Linked DNA regions of Homo sapiens: all the other regions are linked to region 3. Evidence: chromatin loops called from intact Hi-C (ENCODE). Cell type or tissue: PC-9. All regions are shown on one strand. Links, peaks and the distances in the headings refer to the core of each region. The heading gives the core; the rest is flanking DNA.

Region 1 (5,771 bases), core at 423-5,422, 82 kb before region 3:
CTACGAAACAACAGTAATTAAAACTAACACACACACACACAAAGTTCATGTGATTATGCACATGAAAACGACCTAACACAATGCCAGTCACATCATACTGGCAGTCTGAACAAAAGTTCCATTTTAAATATGTGGATTGATGTAACTAAAGGGTGAGCCCAGAAATAGACAAATTATAATACAACATAATAAAGCAAGCTTATAGAAAGATGTGTGAGGAAGGAAAACTTAGTAAATAGTATTATGGATAATTTGGAATTGGTCAGAACTATCTGAATACATACCTTATGCTATGGATCTAAATATATGCCTGATATATTAAATGGTTAAAACAAATTTACAGGAAAAAATGTATAAAAAATTAATATATATTACATAAAGGGTCATTTAAGTTCATAAGAAGAACTATGACCTAAAGGTAGTCAAATTATGTGAGTAGATACATTTTATATTAGAGGTGAAAGACAATAAAATAATTTTTAAATAAGAGAATAATTATGGTCACCATTAAAATAAAAATGACACCCTTAAATATCATATTACATTAAATAAGCCTCTGAAAAGAAATTTTAATTACATGCAATGGTGAGGAAGTTTGGTGAAAGTAGAATGCACATCTACTGCTGGTGGCTTTGTAGATAATTTCAATCTCTTGAAATCAATATGGCCATAAATATGAAGTCCATTATAAACATATTTTTGCCTTTCAATTTGATAATCCTATTTTTGAGAATATTCTAAGAAAAAACAGTATTGGTGGTACTGAAAATTAGTGAGAACATTTGAAATGTTGCCACATATAGGAATGATGAAGGAAATGACTTTATGTTAGCTTTATGGAATATCATATGGCTAGTAAAAATGAAAACTGAATTTCATGGAAATAACATACTTACGAAATGTTAAATTAAAAAATCAGAATACACAATTATATGTGCATTATGAGGACATCTCAGTGAAAATATGCTTACATGGGGACAAATAATAGATTAAAATTTTTAAAAATGAAAAGATTGTGTTTGGGTAATGGGATAAATGGTGTTTTTCTGGTTAAAAATGTCATCAATGTTTTAAGTGTTTATAAGGAAAAATAATATTAAAAATATTAAAATAATAATATTTTAATAAAATATTAAATATTAAAATATTTAATATTAAAATAAATAAAAAAATATTAAAAAAAAAAAAATAAATAAGGATAGCTGTACTAATTAGCCACAAGGGGAGGGCTTTTCAAGAGTCACTTTGAAACCCTACAAAATAGTTAAGATGTCTTGGGCGTATAACTTGTCAAGGTATTCTTGATTTCCCTATTTTAATTGGCCACTTCTCCACTGGGTTTGTGAAGAGACGAGTTGATTGTAACCATGATGAAGGGGGTACTCTGGAGACCGTGGTATTTGAGGTCTGTTCTCTCTCACTCTGAACTCATTACTCTCCCCTTTTCCTTCCCATCCTAAGCTGATAAGCAAGTTTAACATAGTTGCTGTTCAGTAAACTCTTGCTAGCCATGATTGAATTTTTGCCTATGAGAGGCACAGTGGCTCTACGATGCAAAGGGGAAAACAGTAGAATAGTATTCAGGAAAACTGCTTCTAGTTGCATGACCTTTTGCAAGTGACCTTCTGGGCTTCAGTTTCATTGTCAATGAAAGGAGAGTGTTTGATGACTATTAAAAGAGTTATTTAGGTCTATAGAGACATTATGATACACAGGCTTACTCGAGAGTGTGGTTGCTACTCTAGAGGGCTCCTCAAAAAGCTCATTTACTGTGATCAGTATTGCAACAGTATGATCAATTCAACTGCTCCCAGGGAGTGTCCTGGTGAACTCAGGGAGCATGGTTCCTGTGTACTACTCCCGGTAGACCACTCAGCTAGAGAAAGTCACTCAAGCCCAGCATTGTGTGTACATCTGATTTATTACATGCGAATAACTGAAACAAACCAATTGGTGACAAGCATGATCAAATATTAGCTAATGATAAATTGCTCCATTGTTTAGACCATGTAACATATAACTGAAATACAAAGGTCAGATGTCCTTAGATTTTCTGATAGAGCCAAAAAACACTAAGAGTCCCTCCCCCAACCCCCAACCCCTGCCCAGGTTGGTAAGGCAGGCAATACAAACAAATTAAAAGTAAGGAAGTTTAGAGTCAGTGACTTTCATCAGGTTATAAAATTATTTGAGGTGTTGCACTGCTGTATGGTGTAGCGATTGTAGGCCATTTACCATCGTGTGTTTATTTTCCTTTCATTATATGTGGTTATTTTTAAGGAAGTGAACATTTCTAAATAAATATTATATTGTGGTTTGTACGCGAGGCTTACCTGTTGCACAGGCAACAGATCTGCTTCTTCTGGGCTAATCAGTACAGTCATTTAGCTGAATCATCCATATGGGTGACTAATATATTTTGTACTTAGTGCTTTTGAACTTTGATATGAGGTGTCCATTACTACCACTTTTAGGTACTCTATGGGAACACTGAAAAATTCCTAAGTAGATTGAAGTCACTGACCACTTAGACAACCAGTTAGAAATGAGAGCATAGTTGCTGCAATACAGGTGAAAAACCTTTTAACATATTGCTTAATGACTGGTTGTCTTAGGAAATGGAAGACCTCTTACGAGGCAAGAATTACATAATTTTAGAAAACAATACCCTACCTAAGAAATGAAGAGGGACTGAAAAAGACTTTTGCGTAAGTCAGTTTTACATTGTACATCGAGAAATCAATGAGAAAGGATTTTTAAGAATCTTGAAGTTTGTCCTGCATCTTGAAGGGAGTGCCCTACCTCTTTCTTGGAAAGTGACTAACAGAAAGAAAAGTTATGCTAGCTTCTGCACGAAACCATCCTGGGAAGTATTGAGAAGTGGTATTATGAAGCTAGCTACCAAATATTATTTGAGAGAGGCTTTGTAACTTTTGCATAAAATGTTAGGAAAAGTACAGAAATATTTTCGCCGCTCTAGATATTCAAATGCGAAAAATGTGTGTGTTGAATCATTTTGCAGTTCATTGTTCAGGTGATTGTGTTTGTTGATTCAGTGTAATTTTAAATAACCAAACCATTTGACATTTGTCTTGTCATGTTTATGGCAAGAACCCTGGAATAAAGATTATTTATCTCTGTTAATGAAGAAGTCTTTTGAGACCATGTCCAAATGAGTTTCCTAAATAATTGTTTCTTGAATAGCAGTAAGACTAGAATCTAGACACAGGTTTTCTTGAAAGTGAAAACATATTTCCCATGACTACATGGATTTCTAGTTAGTATGTATAGTTACTGCTATTTGTCTTCTCTATTGTTAGCAACATCTTTTGTTTTGTTCTTTTCTGGAGCAACTACCTTCTAATACTAGTGGATAACATCTGTTTCAACCTTTATTTTTTAATACTGAGATTATCAATTAATTTTGTTAATGTGGTTAGTGGGTTTGGGGGAGTGGCAGTGCATGGCCAATTTCAAATTGCACAATTAAAAAATCTTGTGCTTATGGCTTTGGAATAAGTTTTTGAACTTTCACTTGAATATGATTGTGTTTGATGTTCAGAGACTTTTTGAAATATTAGTATGTTTGAACATACTAAGTCTACCTTGGGAAGACCTAATTTGGGAGTAGCTAGAAACTGTCCAATTTTCTATTTCACTCTTCTGCTCAACCCTCTAGCATTCATTTTAGGCTCTCTCTCTAGTTAAGTTAATGCTTGCTTTCTCTCAAACTTTCTCTTAGAGCTGAGATAGTAATTTAATGTTTGAAATTCAGGAAAAGTGGTTCTACTGGCAAAGTGAATGGAATAAACCAATATTATTTATAAATAATAATTAAGCTATTTGTGAGTCCTTAGGAGAGTAAACACTTTCTGTGGAGACAAGGTGTAACATTCTCAGAATGATTTGGAAATCCATGCCAGTGAATTATCTCCAAGACTTCTTGACCATTTTTATGTTTAAATGATCTGTCTAGATATTAGTTTCTATTTCTCAACAGAGATTGCATGTAGCTAGGGCTTAATGGCTTTCAGGAACTGTCACCTACAAATTTTCATTGCATAAGTAAATTAGAAGAATCAATGAGTATAATTCCAAAGCAATAAATTGCATTTTCCCCCATCTCTAATTTTAATGTCTTAACTGACATTGTATAACCATTATTTCCACCTGCCAATAACAAACTCTTCTGTTCTCACACTTTGTTGTATTCTTTTATTGTTTTCTCTATGCTTGAACATTCATTTTACCCCAAACTGGAAAATTTAACTTAATTCCTAGACGCTTTTGTTGTTTGATAGCTTTAAGTAGCACAGTAACGTAGGAAAAGATAGTATAATATCATAATACTCTGGATTTGATTTTTGTGTTATTAATGTATAGCTCCTATAATCACGCTCCGGTTTAAATGTAGTTCTTTGTTTTTTTCTCATTAGGTGGAGCCTTTGAATTTTTTAAAAGACCATAGTAATCAGATCTACTTGAAAAATTAAGTGAATTGATTTGGTTGGAATGCTCTTTTACCGATGCTTTAACATACAGCCACTAGGTAAGTCAAGCCAAGTGCTTTCTATATGGTTTGATTTCAAAGTTATTGGAAAGATTCCTCAAGCACAATATTAAATGAGCTTTATGTGAAATTTTGACAGTAATTATTTGAGGCTCTTGAAACCTGTGATAGATGTTTTGGATATTATCTAAATGAAAATATTCATACTTTATTGCATTTCTGGAAATGTCTGATTTTAGCTGAAGATTAGAAAATGTTGTCATTTATAGTTCGAAACCAGATTATTTTATTTGATGTATTAATGATGATTTGCTTATTATAATCTTGAAGTAATGTAAAAATATCAGATTTTACTTTGAATAAGGTTTTTATATGTAGTTTTATTGCATTTTGTCAGATTCACATCTAAGATGTAATGAACATTTGAAGTAAATTAGCATCTTTCTGTATTTTAAACCATTCTCATTTTATAGAAATCATGATTTCTGTAATAAGAATAGAAATCTTAAGGAAGGACTTGATGGATTCAGCTTCCTTGTTGCACTGTGCTGCTGTGGAAAGCTCCTGAGGTTGAGAACACATTAGTTACCAGGAGGAGTTTAGGCTTTTAGCAAATTATTGGTGCTGCCAAGACAGAATTTAGTGGGAACAGGACTTTGGCTACTGTTAAAATGTCAGTATAGTAAAGCCTGCTCTGTCAAACAGATTTTTGGCATCAGAAATTTATATGATACTGATTTTAGGGCTTGGTAATTTTTTTAAAAAATCCAAGCAAACTCATACTTTAATTAACCCTTTACACAGTAAAGAAAAATTGGAAAAAAAAATTGTATTCCTAATTTAGGTCACAAGATTTGAATTTCTGAAATTCTAAATGTTATTCATGATTCTAAAATTGTACAGCTTGTTACTTAATTTTCCTCCAAATAAACTGGAGCTATTTTAAAACCTGATGACTGATAACGAACAAGAGAGGAAAGTGTCTAATCATCTGGGAAGACAGCTTCTAAACTAAACCCACTAATAGTGTCTGCTTTACCTGTGAACATCTTAAGACAAGATGATGTCAGGTGGTTTTTTAGCGATAGCGTTGTAGTTTATGTAGTGCCAACAACTGCCCTAAGCTTTGTCTAAAATAATCTCCCTTTGTCTAAAATAATCTCCACTGCCTAAGAACTTGATATGCTAGTGTAGCTTTTGAGCATCCAGTGAGTGTAGAAATATCAAGTGTGGACATTCCAGAGACCCCTTTTCATTTGGC
Region 2 (5,771 bases), core at 151-5,150, 150 kb before region 3:
ACAAGCTTATGCTAATGACATATCAGCCTGTGTTATCCCAGGTCAATAGATATGAAAACCACAGTTTACCCAGGGTTACTTAACTGATAATAATAGTGTGAGGATAACAAATTGAACTGATACAAGTAGAAAGACTAAGAATGATCTTCGGGATAAATGAAAACAAATGGATAATAAACTGATCTTGCTGAGTAATATAGGTTATGGTGTTATGCTTTAAAATATCAGTATTAATAGAAATATTCTTATGTTCCTTTGTTCTTTTAAAGGGTAAAAAGGGCTGTTTATCTTTTTTTGATCATGTCATCAGTTTCATTGGGTTGCCTTATTTTCATTCAGAAAGAGTATGGACTAATATCCATATTGAATTATGATTTAGACTTGAGTGTACTGGTAGGAAATTTATCAGTTGTGTGTGTGCAATAGTGCTTGGAATGAAATGTCACATTCACCTCTGATACTGCACCTACTGTGTTTTCTCATAGGCTTAATTTTGCCTTTTCAAGTTTGAGGTCCTGTTGTTCAACATGAACAACAGCTTTACAAGGAACTATGTAATTTACATTGTTAAAGGAAAGTATATGTGACACTGTAACCTTTTTACTCTAGCATTGTTTTCAAAATGTTAATTACTAATTTTTCCGGAAATGATTTTTAAAGGTAAATGTATAAAACAGATGGGTAAATAATATTTGGGGAGGATAAGTGTGACAAGTGGGGAACAAAAGTAGAATGTGTGTCCTCAAATTCATCTTTGTAATTTCCCACTTTTTCATTTGGAGGTACTTGCCAAATACGAGTTGAAATTCAGACAGGCTGAATTGGGTTTTTAAGTCTAAAAATGACTGGAAATTTGGGTTTAATATTGCTATGAAGTTTTGTGTTTAGTCTGAGGTAAGTGAGCTTGCTGCATCTCAGTCACTTCCTGCCCCCTCCATATTCCTCAGTGCATAGCTGTGTTCCATCTCTGTGTATATAGTGCAAAATGATCTGTCACTGTTAGGACACTTCTGGTGGAAAAGGTTTTCAGAGATTTATTTAAAGTATCAAATTGCTACTAAGATGGAATTTTTTTTTTTTTGCTTTGGTGCAATCATTTGCTTTGTTTTGGTGCAATCATTAGCAATAAAGCAAGAATGAAATGGATGAGAGAAATGAGTATCGTAGACTCTAAGAAGACATCCTTGTTGATAACACTCTTTAAAAAGGAGTCCAAGAGAGCACCACCATAGTGGTGATTTCACCTTTTTGTTTTGTTTTGTTAACCTTGATATCAGAATTAGTGTGTGAATTAATGGGAACCACCGGAGTCATTTTTTTTCTGCAATTTTGTACTGGTATATATGCATATATGGTACTGGTACATTAATTTATGGGGTCGAGCAGGAATGCATAATGCATTAGTATTATAACATAGTTATAACATTAATATTTTGTGGATTCTTCAATACATAGCAATTAAAACAAAATGATTGTACTCCAAGTACAGAAATCAGGGAATAGTTTCAATAGAATTTCAACTTAAGAGATATTTACTTACATACTGAGAGTCCATCAAAGTGAAGTCCAAGTCCAGGACACTGTATAAGTGAAGTACTATGTTTATTTCAGAGTTTCTTAAATTTATGCTTACTAACTGGCATAGATAAGAAGGGAAATGGTGGTTTAAAGTGTACATTCAATCAACAGCAAGGGCTGAACTATTGAAAATGTTGTGTTCTGTGTCCAGAAAACATTTTATTTTCACATAATTGTTTAAGTGTCTCCAATGAACATTTACAATATTTATGGGGGTATAGTGCTTGTGGTTCAGTTAGCTCAGTCTTAAGTTCTGTGCCTGGGTAATGGTGTGTTGTTTAGCAGTAATTCTGAAATTAATTATAATAAAGGAGAAAACACCAGAGAAAAATATCGGTTTACTGCTCCTAGTTTTACAACAAGGGAACACTGTTAGGAGTTCCAAAGTAGCGTTAGTAGTTCAGCGTTGAGATATTTTGTCTCCTCACCCCCCTGTCTCCAACATCCTGTTTCATCACAAATGTTTATCATTTTACTCATTGGTTCTCCACCCGTCTTGTGGGCTGCTGTGGTTGCTGTCACCCAGCCAAGAGGCTGGGGAATGCCTGTCCACAAGCAGTAAGGGGCATCTGGCTAGGGTGCTCAGAAGTTCCTGAGCATTGTAGTATCAGCATTGTGAGGCCATTGAGATAGGGAGAGAACAAGCCTATTTAAATAGCTGCCAGAACAATCAATACAAGCACCATTGTTGCTAGTCATAGTGGAAATATACACACTGTCTTTAGCAAAGAAAAAACTGAAGTGTACACCATTTGAAGATGTCATACTGAGGTGTTCTGAAAGCATCAAAAGAGAAGAAGAAAAATTCCTATCTAAACAATATTACTATCTTAAAAAGGCTATTCTATTTGAGTGGTTGTTAACTGTTTTAAAGAATGGTTTGGTTTGCCTGAGAAGTTTATTTGGTATTAATTAGCTACTCACTTTAAAAATATTTAATATGACACAAGATACAATATGATAGTACCATGGCACAGTCTACTTGTTTCAGATGGAATTGACATTTTGGAAGAGTATGGGCCAGGAATTTTGTAGTCTGGGCTTATGGGTTTTGGGGGCAGAATACCACCAGGCGAGGTTCCCATCTCATCACATTATGTTAGGAATTGTGTCACATCAACATGCCTTATCACTGGTAATATTAACTTTGATCACTTGGTTATGGTAGACTCTGCCAGGTTTTTCCATTGTAAAGTTACTGCTTTTTCTCTCTCTGTATTCTATTCTTTGGAAGTCAGCCCACACCTAAGGGGAGAAGAATTAAGCTTTATCTTTGAAGGGAGGAAATATCTACATATTTTATTGATTGATTGATTGACTTTGGTGTGGACTCATGGATATTTATTTTATTATTTGGGTTATCATCTAGTGCCATCACTATTTTATTCCTCATAAACTATTTTCTAATTCTTAAGATTTCATTTTGCAGAGCACTCTAGCACTAATATTGTGTGTAGCTTAGTGCAACATTTTATCCACCTGTTTTGCCTCTTCCTCCTCCGCATGTTTGCACTCTCATTTTTTCAAACCGATAGATTCAGTTTTGCTGTTCTGGTTAAGACGAAGGTCATTTTCGTAGTCAAGTTGTAATGCATGCACTGTGGGAGGAGAAGTCATAATACAAAACTTCTTGTCGGCAGATTGGCGAATTTACCTGAGACATTGAGGCTCAAGATTATGAGAATGTGTGATAGGACCAAAAGCATATTTCCAGGTAGGAAATCAAAATTGTTTTATTTAACTCCTTTGCATTTGATTTTGCAGAAGTCAAATCACTGATTTCTTAGGAGGTACAAAATCTGAAAAGGAGGGGCAGCATAGACATTGAGGTTGTGCTAGGAAATTACTTTGTTTTTCTTTCATTTGATTATTTTATTTGATTTCCAAACAATAGGGTAGTAGCTAAGTTTTGAAACAAGATCTGAGAGGAACTTGCAGAAGCATATCTATGTTTGCAAAAGCGTTCTAGATATGATTTTGATTCTTGAAACCTATTTGAAAAATAGTAATCAGAATATAAATAATCTTTAGGTTTATCATATCAGAGAAAATACTTACTGGTTATGCGACGTTTTATGTGTTTCACAGCATATTTATTAGCTATGAATTGATTTGTACTTTGCATTTCTCATAAACTCCCCTAGATGTGATAAGGTCACAAATTTTCTCTGTTAAAAAGGGCAGGAGTGGGGAAAACTCACACATCATGTATGCACTCAAGTTTTGACATATTGATTTACAAAGAAAAGAATCAGTTTGCTAGCAGCTTCTATGAGGTAATTTTATAAGGAGTAAAAAAATATAAATAGAGTTCACGCAGAATACGAAGATGAGCAACGGAAAATCTGAAATAAAAGTGGAGTTAATATTATGCAGTGATTCTTACCTCTGCTGTTAGAAGTATAAAAGCACTGTGATCCTTCCATCTAAACTACAGAGGTTTCAGCTCCATGGCAACACGAAGAACCTATTCTGTCAGAGGGTGTGTATACACAACTGCATTCAAAGCACGGGGCTGGGAGTGAGTTTGGGGGGAAAAACCTCAACCCTCCAAGACTTGCCCACGCATTTTTATGTGTGTATTATAATAAGGTCTTTGTGCAAGGAGGCCTGATAGAAGTTCACATCAGCTGCACTCTGGTCTTTTACATGATCCAGCCGCCATCACCCACCTCCCTTCTCTCTCCAGAAAGGAAGCCAGAAGAGGCAATTAAAGAATGAGACTGCAAGAAAAATGCTCTTCTCCCTCTCTCTTCTTGGAATGTCAACATAGTTATTGCTTTTCTGTGTGTCTCAGGGGGGCACTTGGCTGCTTCTTTCCACAGTCTTATTCCAGGGAGAGCTGTTTAATTGCAGCCTTCATGTAGAGTAGGCGCTGGCAAGAGCCGTAGTCAGCTTTCTTCTCTGTGCAAGGAGTACTTTCGGTAGGTCATCTGATGTCCTGCCTTGTACTTAAATACCGTGTGGCCCAGGGTGGTGAGGTGGCGTGGAGTGATTGGTGAAGTGGGTATTCCTGCCTACAGTTTCTCAGCCCCTCACTCAACTCTCAGACGTCAAGTTTCTTCTCTCACTGTGCTTTGCAGCCATACTCATCTTTGTCAATTTCCCCAGTCCTTTGTTTAGTTTCTTCATTCAAAAGTGACAGCATCACCACTTGACTATTGATTTGCCCACGTTCCTGTCCTGCATCTTAGAAATGAGAGCACAATCTGAAAAACGTTTATTTTTGCTCTGTTCCACTTTAGCCAATCCAGGAGATACATGGAATATTCTGCTCTATCCTGAGAATCATCTCTATTAAGGTTTAGACCTTTTATTAAGATTTATTGTTAACATTATATTAAGGTTTAGACCTTATATTAAGGTTTATTAAGGTTTAGACCTTAATAGATTTCTCTCCACTAAGAATCATCTCTATTAAGGTTTAGACCATTTTTATTTCACCAAAAACTTGAGGTTGAGTATCAGTGATTCTCTCCACTAGGTTCAGAGACTAGGGATCCAGGAAATAGGCTATTAAATACAGATCTTCACCCTTTTCCTTTCACCTCTGTACTTAACCCCTGCCCAGGATCAGAGATGGCTGCGGTGGTGGTAGGAGAAGATTATTGATGAGAGGCCTGGGAGAGGAGGATGCTATGTTCCTGCAGACACTTACACAACAGCTAAATGTTGTTTTCAGCCTTACACTTTGAGCTGCACTCTCGTAGAGTTTACAAAGATAAATGATCTATTCTTGCCTCATTGTTTCTGCCTGGTTCATTCTCTTGGGATTTGCTTTTAAAATAAATTATTTGCAACTAAGATTATGTGTACACATACAATTGGTTTCATTTACTAATTCACTTGTTCAAGTATTGTTGACTATTGCGTGTGGGCCTGAGCATGCAATAAAGAGCAGGCATGTGTCCCCAAGGAGCTAATGGTCTAGAAGTGAAGGCTGCAGTCTGTAAAAAAACTGCAATACATTATGAAAGGGCTGTAAGAGAAGGATGCACAAAGCTTAGCTGTGACATGAAAGCAATGCAGCAGCTTTACTTGAGAGGCTTGACAGAGGACTAAGTGCTTGAGCTGCCTCTTGCAGGATGGGTGGGAATTTGCCTGGTTGACAGCATGGGAAAGGGCATTCCAGGAAGATAAAGCCTTAGCAAAAAAGGATCCAGAGACCTGGAAATAGAGAGATGCATTTGTGA
Region 3 (5,771 bases), core at 679-5,678:
AAGCCACCATTCCTCTCCAGGATATGATTCTTCACCCTGTCGAGATAATTCACCAAAGAGGTATCTGATACCCAAAGGAGATTTATCTCCCAGGAGACATTTATCACCTAGGAGAGATCTGTCACCCATGAGACATCTTTCACCAAGAAAGGAAGCTGCATTGAGAAGAGAGATGTCCCAAAGAGATGTTTCACCAAGAAGGCATTTGTCTCCAAGGAGGCCAGTGTCTCCTGGGAAAGATATCACAGCAAGAAGAGACCTCTCTCCTAGAAGAGAGAGAAGATACATGACCACAATAAGAGCGCCATCTCCCAGAAGGGCTTTATACCATAACCCACCATTGTCCATGGGACAGTATTTGCAAGCAGAGCCAATTGTATTGGGGCCTCCTGTAAGTATAATCCACTTTTCTTTCTAATACATAAGTGGAAGCACATTGGTCCTCCTGATAATGCACTGGTGTGAAGTTTAGTAGAACATGGGTATCTGTCATGGGTGGAGTGAATCTGGCTAATGAAAATAGCGGGGAGACATTTTTGTCATATGCTATTGTCAGTAACATGGCTGTGGCATTACCTAAAGTGTAGTATTGCATCAGAGCAGCAGTGCATTCCCAGTGGGAACAGGTGAGGCCTTTCTGAAGGCTTTCTAAACTTAACTAATGATAGACGTAAGCTGAAGCCTTTTTGTAAGTAAAAAAGATGAACCTTTAGAATGCCATGACTGCATGGACATACACTCACAGGGACATTTAGGCATCACTTATATAACTCATCACCAGGTAAGGATTCTGATTCAGCTGTTAACCTTGACTTTCCAAAACTTTTATTTTTAAAATTTTTATTTTATTTATTTTTTTTGAGACAGGGTCTCACTCTTTCACCCAGGCTGGAGTGCAGTGGCACGACTTTGGCTCACTACAACCTCCGCCTCCCAGGTTGAAGCGATTCTCCCATCTCAGCCTCCCGAGAAGCTGGGACTACAGGCGTGTATCACCACACCTGGCTAATTTTTGTATTTATTGGTAGAGGCAGGGTTTCACCATGTTGGCCAGGCTGGTCTCGAACTCCTGAACTCAAGTGATCTGCCTGCCTCGGCCTCCCAAAGTGCTAGGATTACAGACATGAGCCACTGCGCCTGGCCTCAAAAACTCCTTTTTTTAATAAACTCTACCTTGCCCATCATGAGGGGACATGTGAAACTGGTCAGGGCCAGGGAGAGGAGAGAATGACACACTCGGCATGTTTATAAATCAAAGACATGAGCCTGTCTGCTTTTCTTGCCATTACTACTATCAAGTGCACTTGCTCAGTGGAAGCGTGGGCCCAAGGAGAACGGGAAATCAGGAGAGCTAAGTGAGAATGTGCAGAGATTTCTATGATATGCCTTCATTATAAGTGAAGATAACAGTAACCACCATGGATTACATTTAAGCAGTAGGTTTAATACAAATTCATATAAAAGCACCTGTCCTGCCTAATTCCACGGCTCAGTAGACTGTGATGTCTCTTTCAGTTTGTGTAGGATTTTAAAAAATGAATAAAGCATGCACTTAGCATAGACAGAGGCATGATACCTTTGGAATCTGTCTGCCTTGAATGTGTTTTGATTTCCTGGTTTCTACTCTTTGTTGTACTCCCTTGCTCCGGATCTCTGTGTCAAGTGCATCAGCACCATCCTTCACAGCCAGAGGAGACACTGCCAGCTCCCAGCTCTGTTTTATCACTGCCCTGGCAGCCAATTTTCTCCCTCTCATCACCTTCCACCACCCTGAATCCTGAGCTCAGCCTGTCATTTTTTCACTTTAGGAAAGCTGCTGCATTCCTGTCCCCATCCCCAGCACCATCTTTTCACAAGTCTGGTACCAACTTCATCTTGATGAAGCAATTCCTGCAGAAACATATATAGCAATTGGGATGTTGTTTACCAAGCTAACAAATTAGCAAGCTAATAAGAAAAAGAGATACATTTCCACAGGTTTTGGTGCCTTAGCAAAAGTAGGAAAGAGGGATCTTCTGCAGTTTATGCCATTGCAGCATGAATAGAGAACTGTAAATCTCCTGGATCATGGGATACCAAGTCTGGGATGACACATGCTTTCTCTGGTATACACGCAGTGATGCTGGCAGAGTGTGTTAGATGAGCCTCTCCCTGCCATCCCTGCAGCTTGTGTTCTAGCATTGGCCAGGTGGATTGAGAGTGTGGCATTTGTGAAACAGTGGTGCATGTTCAGTCAACTGCAAACATGCGATTCTTCAGTCAGAAAAAGTAAGCCTTTATCGCAAACATGCTGTGGTTGTAAAAATTTATAGCAACCCACAGTCAAGTTAGGCAAAGGAATTGGAAGAGTGGACTAAGGGAGTTCATCTGATTTTTAGATACATGCCCAGAAAGTTAGAGAGAGATGAGTTTTAGTAGTCACTGAGTTTGTACAAGTTTTTTTGATGTGTTTTTGTTTTGTTTCATTTTTTTTTAAATATCTGATCATGGGTATTATTATTATTTTGAGATGGAGTCTCGCTCTGTCGCCAGGCTGGAGTGCAGTGGCACGACCTTGGCTTACTGCAACCTCCACCTCCTGGGTTCAAGCAATTCTCTGCTTCAGCCTCCCAAGCAGCTGGGCCTATAGGCACGTGCCACCACACCCAGCTAATTTTTGTATTTTTAGTAGAAACATGGTTTCACCATGTTGGCCAGGATGGTCTCGATTTCTTGACCTCATGATCCGCCTGCCTCGGCCTCCCAAAGTGCTGGGATTACAGGTGTGAGCCATCGCACCTGGCTGATCATGGTTATATTTCATAGTGTTATTAAACTTTATCATTTATGATGCTTTTGGCCTGTTACCCAGTTTAATTCTCTTTAGAGGATGTATAGCCTGCTGCATTGTTCACATGGTATGAGGGAACAGATCTGGGAATCCTCCCTGATGTAGGGACAGTTCGTCCCAAGCACTGCCCACTTTATGCTTTCTCACACCACAGGACACTGACTGTGGTGTGAAGGGACCTTACAGCCCAGTCATATTCTGCCTGCGTTTGGAGTAATGGTGATCATAGCCAACACAGGTTGGGAAGAAATGAATGAATTCAAATGCAGATTGTGTTAAGTGTATGTGCATATATATGTATGCACACATATACACATATGTACAAATGTACCTACACAGACATCTATATATACATCTATATACCAGTTCTATTACCCCACTCATCTCTTCAACAGTGTGGCAGTAAGGAGCTCTAGACACAAATGATGAGAAGGAGGTAGAAGTGCTCCAGTGCCCCTGTTAGTTTTAATTTTAAGACAGATGGATGGACGGATAGATAGATAGATAGATAGATAGATAGATAGATAGATAGATAAGGTATCTTTTATCCATTTATTCAGTATCTACTGAATTTTTGAGGGTCTACTACGCATGGTTCGAGGTTGAGGATGAAATAATATTATGGCTGTGGCCTTATCTTTTTTTTTTTGATAAATAAATTTCCTTTTCCATTTTAAAGCTTTTGTAGATAGGTAGCAGGAAGAGAAACAAAGGTGTGTCCAGGCCCTCAGTATGTAGTGTAGATGAAGATTGTGTCTAGGGAAACAGTCAACATTCATTCCTATCCCTTGTTATCTGTGTGATCTTGGGCGAGTCACTTAACCTCTTGACCACAGTTTTTTAATTTGTTTCTGGCAGCCAGGGAGGTGGCCCATGCAGATTTTTGTTCCTGAAAGAACGTGCCATTCAGCTGTAAGGAATGTAGTGGGCAGACAAGCCTCCTGCTGGCATGTCAGCACCTTCAGGACAGGACTGTTTTGAAGCCAAAGCCATGCTCTCCCTGCAGCCCCAGCCAGTGACTGAGCACAAATGGGTCACTTCTCCTTCTCTGCTCCCTGCTGCCCCCAAGGAGGCTCTTGCTCTTCTACCTCCCTCTCATCATTTGCATCTAGAGGTCCCTACTGCCATACTGTTGAAGAGATGCGTAGGGTAATAGATCTGGTACATGGCGTATAGATGTGTATATAGATATCTGTGTATGTACATTTGTACATATGTGTATATGTGTCTATACATACATATGCACTTAACATAATCTACATTTGAATTCACTATTTGTTTTTCCACGACAAAATTTTCTTACTGAGATTTAAGTAAGATGGAAGTTTGTCCACCACATTTATAAGGCCCAAATTACAAAACAATAGGATTGCAAATGGAGTAAAAACCAAAGTAGAGAAAACTTATTGGGAGTTTCTTTGGAGGATGAAGAAGGGGTGAATGAGAGGAGAGAGGATGTGTAGAAATGCCTGGTGGGGCTTGGAGCAGTGGAAGTGGCCACATGGTAGAAATTCTACTTGTACACGTAGCTCTGTGGTTAAAATCAGTGAAGGGCTGAATTTGAAACTTTCATTAGTAGCACTAATAAGATTTTATTGGATTTAGAACATGCTGAGTATTATTGTAGTTTTAGAGGACAATTCATGACTCCATTTGTCAGCCTGGATTTGGGGATCTCAAGTCAGTTTACGTAATAGGACATCTCTCTCTCTCTCTGACTTCTGTTCCACTTCCTTGGTTTCCCCACAGATCCACATTCTGACTGGTTGTATGCAATGGAGGTCATGGAATAGCAGCCAGAAGTAAAACAGAAAAATAACCAAGCTCGGTTTTATTTTAAACTTTGAATCTGTGATTGCTGTGATTAAAAGAAAACGTACTTGATTATCTTCAAAGATCGTTACTGTAGGCATTACAGGTCTTCCTCCCAAACTGGTGTTTGATGAAGGAGACGTGCCTTTTCCAAACCTGATTAAATACAAGGGGGATTTTGTCTATGTGCAGAATTTAAATGATTCTCATACCGTAAAATTCCCACCTTTCCCAGCTTATGAGGTCGTGGTAACGATAGTGTTAATGATTGCACCGTTTCACTCACACTTTCAGGAGAATCCATGTTTCCAGCTTGCATATGATATATCACAGAGAAGGGTAAGGGCTAAGCATCTTAGAGAGTAGCAGAAATCATAATCTAGATAGAACTGGATGAATCTTTAATGCTGCAGAGCATACCTTGAGTTTTAGAACTGAAACTCTTGAAATAGAACAGTTTCTTTGGCTCTATCCTGGACTACTACCATACTGTATGGGTTTATATCTATCTATCTATCTTTGGTTCTCAAAAAATAGAAAAATAAATGAAGTCCTTTTTAGATGACAATCCATTAAAGAATGAATCACATTAATTAAAATATGATAATATTAAAACCTGATAATCTGACAATCTAAGTTGTATTTCACTACAGAAACAGTATAGAAAATAAATTCTCCATTTTCAGGACTAGGACTATGAAATCTGAAATTCTGGCTGAACATTTTAAGCATCCTTAATTCATTGATTGCCAAGAAGATATTGAGGTGGAAATGATAATATGAACAAAAGAATTAAGATGCAGTCATCTTTGGTTCACAGTATAGAGTCGAATATAAGTTGTTAACTGTCTGAAATAATGTTAACTACTTCTATGATGGATAGTTTCCTTTAAAAAATTATTATTGATGTAAGACTTAAATGGACTTGGTTTGTTATTGGATGGAGAAGCTGGCCTTCTGCATTGAGTATCTCTTAGCAGGAATGCATTCCTTTAGACCAATGTCTTACACATTGGAGGAACCAGTTTGTGGATCCTCACCACTGTTTTGTCATCTGTTCTGTGGAAAACTTTTTAAAAAAGCCAATTTTCAGACTTGTCATTCCAATTATATACTCATCAACACTTAA

Evidence for each region. A loop is a pair of places that touch in the nucleus more often than their neighbours do. Peaks named below come from ENCODE experiments on the same cell type or tissue, not always from the same donor. Only the 100,000 strongest peaks of a DNase experiment are listed, where the experiment ranks them.
Region 1: it touches region 3 in a loop (6-fold over the local background); 4 of 110 quality-filtered maps call a loop at or near these places.
Region 2: it touches region 3 in a loop (8-fold over the local background); 2 of 110 quality-filtered maps call a loop at or near these places.

The regions. Positions count from the first base shown.
Region 1 is chr6:142,835,713-142,841,483 of GRCh38, reverse strand. It overlaps HIVEP2 (HIVEP zinc finger 2), which reads left to right. Exons shown (of 10, transcript NM_006734.4): 2 at 4,437-4,549. Among named protein-coding and RNA genes, the nearest start is that of HIVEP2, 110 kb to the left of the region's middle. In PC-9, for the core only: no CTCF peak of the experiment used is centred there; DNase peaks (open chromatin) are centred at 1,673, 1,853 and 2,443; H3K4me3 peaks cover 1,297 bases; H3K27ac peaks cover 3,483 bases.
Region 2 is chr6:142,899,185-142,904,955 of GRCh38, reverse strand. The region is part of intron 1 of HIVEP2 (HIVEP zinc finger 2); the gene reads left to right. Among named protein-coding and RNA genes, the nearest start is that of HIVEP2, 43 kb to the left of the region's middle. In PC-9, for the core only: no CTCF peak of the experiment used is centred there; a DNase peak (open chromatin) is centred at 2,105; H3K4me3 peaks cover 752 bases; H3K27ac peaks cover 2,296 bases.
Region 3 is chr6:142,754,392-142,760,162 of GRCh38, reverse strand. It overlaps HIVEP2 (HIVEP zinc finger 2), which reads left to right. Exons shown (of 10, transcript NM_006734.4): 9 at 1-391. Among named protein-coding and RNA genes, the nearest start is that of HIVEP2, 190 kb to the left of the region's middle. In PC-9, for the core only: no CTCF peak of the experiment used is centred there; a DNase peak (open chromatin) is centred at 3,682; H3K27ac peaks cover 1,253 bases.